Regions from separate parts of the Homo sapiens genome. Here region 2 is linked to region 1. A link is a contact called in ENCODE Hi-C data. All regions are on one chromosome and are shown on one strand. The core of a region is the stretch at or near the end of the contact, and the rest is flanking DNA. Distances in the headings are between cores, read along the strand shown.

The links. A loop is a pair of places that touch in the nucleus more often than their neighbours do. Pooled maps may share reads with other maps.
Region 2: a pooled map shows a loop between it and region 1 (7-fold over the local background). The contact joins the promoter of SEC61G here to the promoter of C7orf57 in region 1. A Hi-C loop is called at or near these places in 3 of 50 pooled maps.

Annotation. Positions count from the first base shown.
Region 1 is chr7:48,032,869-48,038,110 of GRCh38, reverse strand. C7orf57 (chromosome 7 open reading frame 57) reads right to left here and starts at 2,568. Exons shown (of 9, transcript NM_001100159.3): 1 at 2,481-2,568; 2 at 1,748-1,903. The coding sequence starts at 1,802. It also overlaps a transcript of SUN3 not described here. RefSeq lists a silencer at 2,410-2,689.
Region 2 is chr7:54,757,486-54,762,120 of GRCh38, reverse strand. It overlaps SEC61G (SEC61 translocon subunit gamma), which reads left to right and starts at 2,910. Exons shown (of 4, transcript NM_014302.4): 1 at 2,910-2,963; 2 at 4,527-4,626. The coding sequence starts at 4,533. It overlaps SEC61G-DT (SEC61G divergent transcript), which reads right to left and starts at 2,808. Exons shown (of 3, transcript NR_110040.1): 1 at 2,597-2,808. RefSeq lists an enhancer at 1,772-2,707 and a silencer at 2,941-3,260.

The DNA of each region.
Region 1 (5,242 bases), core at 1,319-3,818:
AAGATTTAAAGAATTGCACAAAAGATCACAGAGAATCAATTTAAGAATGAATAAGAGAATTTAGCAGCTTCATACTCCGATCATATTCAGTTCAAATATTTTCTATTTGAGAGAAGGCGTTTGATTGTTGCATTATTTTTCCGCTCTGTGTTTTGATTACTAATTAATCCACAGAGAACAGTGTGTCTTCTACCTTCTTCTCATTACTGGAAGCTGTGGACAGGCACTGAACTCGAATCTGGTTGGCCATTTGTAAATGCATACAAAGGAGGCACTCAGAGAATGAGGGCCTGGATCAGTAAGAACCATTTGTGACCACCTCACACACACGCACGCGCGCGCACACACACACACACACACAGAGGGTTAAAGGGACTAAGAGTTATCTCAGCTTTTATCATGCAAAAAATTGTTGGCACTTGTACAATATCAGTCATTTACTATCCTATAGATTTTTTATATATATATATAGCCTTCCCTGCCTTCTCATTTGCCATATATTAGTACTCTTATTTAATCAGTGAGGAAACACAGTCTGTGACAGTCTATGAGATGAACTGAAGATCCCCCAGCTCTTCTGGTCTCTAAGGCACAAGGCAGTGTGTTATATGTTCACATACCCGCAGGGGCACAGGCTCCTGCTTTAGGCTGCTGTGGCCTCACAGAACAGCTGTGGAGCCACTTACGAAGTGTGTGACCTTGGGCAAATTACTCCAAACTCTATAAAATGGGGGTAATGTTACCTTGTAGCATTGTTATGAGGTTAAATGAGTTAGTGTATATTAATACAAAGCACTTAGAACAGTGCCTGGCAGTTGTTAGTGTTCCTTACTGCTGTTCATACAGACAAGGTCACTAGAAGGCACCCAGAAGTCACATAAAGGCTCCAGAGCCTACTGGGAAAAGGCAAATCAGCCAGGCCTTCTGTGCTGTCCCCTTTCCAATCCCCAGCATGGCCACACTATCTTCAATAGTGGTCACAAGGTAGAGCTCTGGGCTAGCAGCATGTTTAGAGTATGAAGAAGGGTCACATTTGGTTCACTTCTGAGCAAATGTGCTGGCTCCAGGGTGCCGACCAGCTGCAACTCAGCTGTCCCAGCTGATCCCCAGGACCCTCTTCTCTACCCTCCTACAGCCTTTCACAAATAAAAAAGCAATAGCAAAAGGAAAAAAAAAAAACCCAGAAGACAGCATCTCAAGACTTCTTCTTCCTTCCCCTCTCCTCCACTTCAAACCCTGGCACATAAGAAGACATGAACCTCACTGAATTCCTTTTCCTGTATCCAGACACTAAACCCAGAATGTATATTTAACTTGCTTGGGGTCTAAAGTAGGAGCAAGGGCTAGGGATTCAGTGAAATTCCTAGGGGATTCTGCTAGAGAAGAAACTTCCCAGGTCAACATTCAGGAACGCAGTTGTGAGAATTGTATAGGGTTGAACTATGACAAAGAAAATTTCCAAGGGATCCTGTTGCTCCAGATTGAACCAAGATAGGTAGCCTTGGTTCTCTCTTGTTGAAAATAAAGAAAAACAAGACTCCCCCCACTCATATTTAAGTCTTGATTTCACACTCAGGCACAGGAGCAGTTTGTGGCTTTCTTTGACTTGTTAGTTTTATCACTTGGTCCTCCATCGTTCACACCCCCCTCCAGCCCACATAGAGGACGTTGGGTCCACAGCGTGTCTAGCAAGCAGAGTGCACGCACCCAGCTCTTTCTGGCCGGGACGCGCTCAGGGCGCACTCACCGCAGGGAGCGTAGCGGTGCGTGGCGCCCTGAAGTTCCTTGCTTGTGTTCCTCATGGTCAGGCGCTGCACGCTGCGGGAAAAGACAGATGCTGCCGGACCTGGTGTTCGCGGGTGCGCTGGACGCTGCCTGCTTGACCAGTTGCCAGGAGCTGCAGCTGCAAAAGCAAAATCCGCGCGCCCGCTCTGGGTCGGTCTGTACGCCTCGCCCTGACACGCCTGCAGGCGCCTTACGATCGCCTAGCGCTGGCACTTCCATGCAGGGTATACAGCAGGGGGCATGTCCACGCCAGGTAAACAGAAGGGAGCACATCACGCCGGTATACAGCAGGAACACACGCACGCCGGGTAGACAGCAGGGCACGTCCACACAGGGTACACAGCAGGGACGTACGCACTCCGGGTACACAGCAGGGGCACATTCACGCGGGGTATTCAGCAGAGACACGTGCGTGCGGGGCACACAGAGGGGGCACGTCACGCCGGGTATCCAGTACAGGCACGTCCACGCCAGGGACACAGCAAGTACAGAGAGGATAAGCAACAGGTAACCAAGGGGCCGCGGGACTTGGGCAGGCTTGGAGATCCCGCCCTGTGCTCATCCCAACCCGGCGACAAGGTGGTCCCCTCCCTCCAGCCCCGGCGCGCACTGCCCGCACTGCGAGCTCCGCACAGTGGACAAGGCCCGGGACCACAGTGGGCGCCCCCATTGTCCTCCAGCCCGCTCAGGCTCACCAGCTCCCCGCGGGTCTCCGTGGGTGCTGCCCGCGGCGCCCGGCGTTGGAGTTTTTACACGGCTGGCTGGCTGCAGCCAACCAAACCCAAACTCCCAGCGCGCCGCGGAACCACAACATCGGCGTCGCCAGGGCAACGGCTGAACGGCCAACCGGCGGGCGCGGCTGGAGCACTGTCAGCCAATAGGGGAAGCCTGAGGGGGAGCGGTGGGCCAATCAGGGCAGGAAGCGGAGCGCGGGCGCCGCCTGTCAACTGCCCGTAGCCCAGAGCCGGACCAGGGCAGGGCAGCGCAGCGATGCCACGGGGAACCGGGCGGGACGCAGCGGGGGTGGGAGCAGGGCCTTACTGTTGCAGGGGTGTGGGGGCGTGGGGACGTGGGGACGTGGACGCAGGAAGAGAGTCAGGCCTCAGTCCTCCTCATGCCGCTCTGGCTGGGAACCACAGTTACTGTAGAGCGGTCCAGAAAAATTGGGGACATGCATCACGTTTTCCAAATAAGTATAACTGTCTCACCCTAAAAACACAACAAAACAAAACACCCCACCAGTATACAAAAATAAAACATAAAAAGAATTTACTAATGAGATGCAGGAGTAATGATTCACTTAGTAAAGGAATCCTTAATTTTAGACAAATTTGCTTGCAAATTTCTCATCTAATGCATTTTTTTCAAGACTAATAAGTATTTGGAAATTGTGTGTCGATAATAAAATTATCATGTGAACATTCTTCCTTATATCTTATTTTTTGAGAATATTTCTGTTTTATAAGTTGAGAGACTTTTTTTAAAGCTCTTAACCATATTTATATGGAATCGCGTTTAGAACTCCAAACACTTGGCTTAAGTGTAAACTTGTTGCCTGCCTGGATTTTGAGATCTACAGAAAGTACAATGAGTATATTACCAATGGTGCTTCATGGGAATGAAGATTATCTATCTGGCATATGCTTGGTGAGGCCAATAGACACCAACAGCTATGGCGCAGTTCAGTAGGAGACACTTTTGATACCCAGAAAGCCCTATACAACCCTGGCAAAAATAATAAGGGCTACTTACCCGGTGGTAACCGCTTGTGAGAGTTTGAGGGGATAAGTTGATACAGAGAACATTCAAAGAAATCCTGTTGTTCCAACGACTGCAGCAACAGTTAGCAGCCTTGGTTTTCTCTTGTTGAAAATTTTTTTTTAAATCAAGACTTTTCATAATGGTGGGTATTTGACAACTTGAACTGAACATGAGTCTGTTTCTGTTACACGAGTATAGCCTTAGAAATCTAGCAGGAGACAGGTAATATCAGAATTGGTTAAAGAGAAGATAGTTTTTGTGCAGGAATTAACTCTAATTCTGTGGTTTATCCTGCTCTAATATAATATCATAATGAATTCTAAGCATCTTCAGTGGTCCAGTCATGAGTAATCAAGACTTCATACTGCAATGTCAAATGTTTGTTCCACTGCATATACACGCTCTTAGGTTATTGCCAAGCATGACAAATGCTTTTGTTTGTGCAAGTCACAGCATCCTCTAGCTACGGGATTGTATGGTCAAGAGAAGTTTATTTATTTATTTAGAGACAGAGCCTTGCTCTTGCTCTGTCGCCCAGGCTGGAGTGCAGTGGGGTGATCTTGGCTCACTGCCACCTCCACCTCCTGGGTTCAAGCAATTCTCCTGTCTCAGCCTCCGGTGTAGCTGGGATTACAGGCACGTGCTACCACGCCTGGCTAATTTTTGTATTTTTAGTACACATGGGGTTTTGCCATGTTGGCCAGGCTGGTCTCATACTCCTGACCTCGTGATCCACCTGCCTCGGCCTCACAAAGTGCTGGGATTACAGGCATGGGCCACCGTGCCTAGTCAAGAAGGTTATTCTTTTTTTTTTAATTGATCATAATAACTGGAGCTGTCATGACCAAAGAGCATCTCTATTCTCCATTGGATTAACAAAAAAGTACAGCATTCATCCAAGTTGATAACCTTCTTGACTGGCTGAAATCATAAGTTCAGTGATAATGAAGTGTTATCATTCCTTAGAAGAAACTTTTTATTTTATTTTTATTTTATTTTTTTTGAGACAGGATATTGCTCTGTCATCCAGGCTGAAAGGCATTAGTGTGATCATGGCTCAGCGAAGCTTTGAACTCTTAAGCTCAGGAGATCCTCCCACCTTAGCTTCCTGAGTAATTAGGAGTCCAGGCCCACAGCACCACATCTAGCTAATTTTTAAATTTTTTTTAGAGACAATGGTCTTGCTATGTTGCCCAGGCTGGTCTCCAACTCCTGGCCTCAAGGAATGTTCCTGCCTCAGCCTCCCAAAGCACTGGGGCTCTAGGCATGAGCCACCACACCTAGCCAACTTTTGACTTTTGCAGTGTGATTGAAATTACAAATATTTGCAAACCAGATCAGACAAGAATGTAGGTAATGATGCCATGGAAATTAAAACATGATACAAGAATAATTTATTTATAATAAGAATATCTCAATGTTTTTATTTTCTATACTTTATGACATAATCATCTTTCTACCACATAATCGGCCTCAGTATTTAGAAAGATCCAACATTCTCTGACATATATTTTCACTTTATGCCTAATTTTTTCACTTTACTTGTAGATATGCAGATAATCTCCTGCTTATGAGCATTTTGAGAAGAGGAAAAATGTATTTGAGTACAAATTCTGATTTTTCAAAGCCCTCTGGCCCTTCCTTCCTGCCTGGTCTCTGTTGGTTTACCCATGTTGTTGGCTGAAGCTAGTTTATT
Region 2 (4,635 bases), core at 1,661-4,160, 6.7 Mb before region 1:
CCAGTTTATTCCTCTAACCATGAACCTGCCCTTTTTAAAATCAAAATAAGTTGTAGATACCTGTACATTTCCCTCCTAAATGCATCGACAATTGTATAATTAACTAGAGCTCAATACTTGTTGAGGTTTTTTTTTTTTTTTTTTTTTTTTGAGGAAAAAGGCACAGACCTGCTGCTATGGATGGAATGTTTGTGCGCCTCCAAATTCATATGTGGAAGCCCAAATGTGATGGCATTTGGATGAGGGGCTTCTGGGAGGTAATTAGGTCAGGAGGCTGAAGCCCCATGTTGGGATTAGTGTTCTTACGACCAGGAGGAGAGCTGGTCCTTTCTTTCTCTCTTCCTCCATCTCCCGCAATGTGAGAATGCAATGAGAAAGTAGCTATCTATAAACCAGTAAAAGCCTTCACAAGAACCTGACCATTATCTCTGACTTCCAGTCTCCAGAACTGTGAGAAATAAATGTTTGTTGTGTAAGCCACCACTCTATGATACTCTGTTATAGCTGCCCACGTTGACTAAGACCCCTGTGAAACCCTAAGACCTGTTAAATTACAGAGCATTACATTCACTCCCCAGTTCCCTCACCCGCCTTCTCAATATGTAGCCCCGGGCAAACACTGTTCTGATTTTTTCCACCATTCATTATTTTTGCTTTGTCTAAAATTTCTTGCAAATGGAACTGCACACTGTGCCTTCTTTAGCGTAGGCTTGTTTCACTCACCATGTTTGTCATTCATCAATGTTGTGGCAGAGAGTTTTCTTTCCTTAGCTATGGAGTACTATTCTGTTGTGGGACTATACCTGTATGTTTATTCATTCTATTGATGGTACCCTGTTGCTTTTAGTTCTGTTATCAATAAAGTTACTACGAACATTCCTGTACAAGTCTTTCTGTGAATTTAGTTTCATATATCTTCAATAAGTACCTGGAATTGGAATTGTGGAGCCATAGGTGGTGTATATATGCTTCATATTATGATAAACTACTAAACTTTTCCCAAAAGGGTTATGCCATTTTACACTCCTAGTAACCAGGAATTAGAGTTCTAGAGTTCTGATTGTTACGTATTTTTGCACAGATTTGCTGTTATCAGCCTGTTTTTTTTTTTTTTTTTTTTTACAGACGGAGTCTTGCTCTGTTGCCCAGGCTGGAGTGCAGTCGTGTGACCTCAGCTCACTGCAACCTCCACCTCCCGGGTTCAAGGGATTCTCTTGCCTCAGCCTCCTGAGTAGCTAGGGTTACAGGCATGCGACACCATTCCAGACTAATTTTTGTATTTTTAGTGGAGACGGGGTTTCTCCACGTTGGTCTGGCTGGTCTCAAACTCCCGAAATCAGGTGAGTAGACAATTATAACAATACACTGTAATGAAAGTTATTTGAATGTGGCCTCTCCCAGATTACCTTCTGGTACACATCTCTTTTTGAACCAGATTTTCTTGGATAAGGGGAACCACTGTATGTGTTACTTGATTTTCTGTGTTTTGCTGAAAATACTGTCAACTCAGACATTTGGTGGTTGGGGTGAACTTGCCAACATGTGATTTTATGTTTTTTTGGAATGAATTATTTTTTTGAAAATTATTTATTGAGCATTTACTGTGTTTAGCACTTTACTAGATGCTATATTATACCCACTTGGAGCTTATGGTCTAGTAAGGGGATTTACAGTGTAGGGAGACAGACCGAGGAATAAATAAATAAATGTTAATACAAATGCTATGCAGCAAATGAAGAAGGTATTGTGAAAAAGGAAAAAAGAGCATGAGATAGACAGGATTGCCTTAGATGGTCACTATAGGCCTCTAAGGAGATGACACATGGGCTGAAGTCCCAGGGATGAAGAACTAGTCAAACGCATCTCAGTCTGTTCAGAATTTAAAAGTGACTCTTAAAGCTAAGGCAAGGTATGTGTAGTGTGTATGGACCACCTACAGTCAGATATACGGAGGTGTGTGACCTCTAACCCTGACCCACTGAATCAATATCTGGAGGTTCTGGGGTTACAAATTTCATTTACTAAAAAACTTAACAGGAGATTTCAGTTACTGAAGAAGTTTAAGAAGCACTGAGAGTTGTAACACGTCTTAATGTTCCATCAGCTCTTCCTGAGTTATATTGTTCCTCAGATCCCGTTATGCTCCATTGCTAAAAGGAAACATGGCCGGGCGCGGTGGCTCACGTCTGTAATCCCAGCACTTTGGGAGGCCGAGGCGGGTGGATCGCGAGGTCAGGAGTTCAAGACCAGCCTGGCCAATATGGTGAAACCCCGTCTCTACTGACGGTTTCAGCCATCCGGCGGGGGGTTCCTGGAATGCATCCTTGTGGGTAAGTGGGGAGCTGTGTGTACATTATGACCACTCCCGTAACCAAACCTAGCGTTTGACAAAGGCCTCAATTACAGCGGCATTCATTACCGTGAATGACAGCCAAAGTCAAAGTTTGGGGTGGGGATACTATTTTGAATTAGGCCATAACATTATATTGCTCATAAGCTTCATTTCGACCAACATTATATACATACAAAAAGTATGTACCGTAAGGACACACATCAAGCTGGACCGCAGGAAAAAAAACCACAACTTAGGATTTACCTAGTCAGCCGCTACTAGAGAGCAAGCACCGCGCAAGGCCGCTGGGGCTCGTGCTGTGGACGTGAGTGGGTTGAGGTCGGGCTGGTGGGGTAACCCGGGATCCAGCCGGAAAAAAGGGATAACGCTAGACTCACACTCCTAAGGAAGGCCAACGCCCCAACTAGCGAGCTCCGCAATGCATCTCTTCCAGGAAGCGTGGCCGGGCGCACGTCGCGCTGCGCTTGCGCACTGAGGTTTCGCGTAAGGAACCAATAGGACGGAGGAGTGGGCGGGCTGTTGGCAGAAACCCGGATTCCGGTTCCGGTGGGCCTCCATCAGCAAGCTCCAGTGCTACGTGTCCCTGGCATTTTAGGTGTCGGTTGGGTAGGTGAGTTTCTTCCCACCGGTCGGTACGGGCGAACGGGGCGGCCACACCTTTGCGACTCTTGGGGGCAGCGGGCGTGGGCGAGCCGGCGTGTCTCCCCGGGCGGCCGTCGCGGGGCGGGCGGTAAGTGGTCCCCTGGCTCAGGGCCGGGGTCTGGCCGCCGACATCCCACCAACTCGGCCTCTGGCGGAAGGCAGACCCAGGGCCGCGGACTCCCGGCGAGCTGGGTGGCCGGCCCGCGGGGCTCCAGGGCTTAGCGTCCTGCCCCGGCGTCTTCTGTGCTGCAGCCAAAGATGATGTCCTGCTGCCCGATCCCTTCGGGGTTGGCTCTGTGTGCTGTTGTGGAGTCCTGTCTGGGAAGAGCTGTACTCAGCTCTGGTCCTGCCGCCGCTTCCGTGGTTTAAAGTGAGAGCATTGGTCTAGAGTCTAGTTCGAGAGATCATAGTTGGTTTTTGGATCTCTACCCCTGACATTGAGTGCGGTATTGTGTGTAGCGTGCGTTTTTCTGGATAAAGAATTCTTAGCTTCCTTCGTGACAACTATGATTACAAAAAGTTTAAGCCCTTTGGATTTCAAGAGCAAAGTTGAGTGAAATACTGAGAAAACAGACATTACTGTGTTTTTGCCCCCAGAACGTTGCAGAATTCCTGGTGTTTCATTGACATTATTTCATTTCGTTGTCCACACCCTACACTAAGGAAGGCAACTGGGGCTTACAGAGGTTTACATTCCATAGCCAGTGATTTGAACTACCACCTGGCCACTGTTCTGAGTACTGGAAATGGAGGAAAATACAAATAACACCCTGGCTGCTTTACTTACTATAGCAGTGGCTCTCAAAGCTAAGATCGGATAACATTTCTATTGGGTAATAGATTCCTCAAAAGAACCTGTATGGTAAAATATATAGCCCTGTTTCCTTAAAAGATGTGTTCAAATCGAAAAGTTTGAAATTTAGCTAGTAGCTTCTCAGAATTTGCGTCTTCCTTTAGCCATTCTTTATACTTTAGAAAAGTATGTTGTATTGGCACGTTTTAGAAAAATCAAGGTTGAAATTCACGTTTGCCTCTATTCTAGGCTCTTGCAGCACCGTAGTTGGCATTCACTGTACAAGACACTGGCTTCTGCGTAGTTTAAAATAAAATATGGAAAGTAATTGTTGGATCTCAACACTGATGGTTCCTTAGGAGCGGTGAGGGGACTGTAGAATGAGAAATGGATGGGACTGCAGAGTGAGAAAAGGAATGGATGTGTTACCAATTGCGTAACCTTTTTTAACCTTTTAATAGAGATAGGCTTTTTATATTGCGTGTGCTGTTCTTTGTCAGTGAAGATATCATGAGTAAGATCTGTGCTTTTCTTATTGCCTTTGATAATTAACTGAAATTTCCAAAAATAATATCAATTTAGGCTTTGGAGTTTGTTTTTTGTTTTATTTTAGGAGGTGGAATTGACCCATGTTAGACGTGAATTCAGTGGCTGGTCTCATTTACATCTTTATATAAATGAGCAAGTGCTTATTGTATGAGAACCAATACCAGTGAGTATCTTTTTTGTTTTAAACAGGCAGTCATGGATCAGGTAATGCAGTTTGTTGAGCCAAGTCGGCAGTTTGTAAAGGACTCCATTCGGCTGGTTAAAAGATGCACTAAACCTGATAGAAAAGGTAATTGCT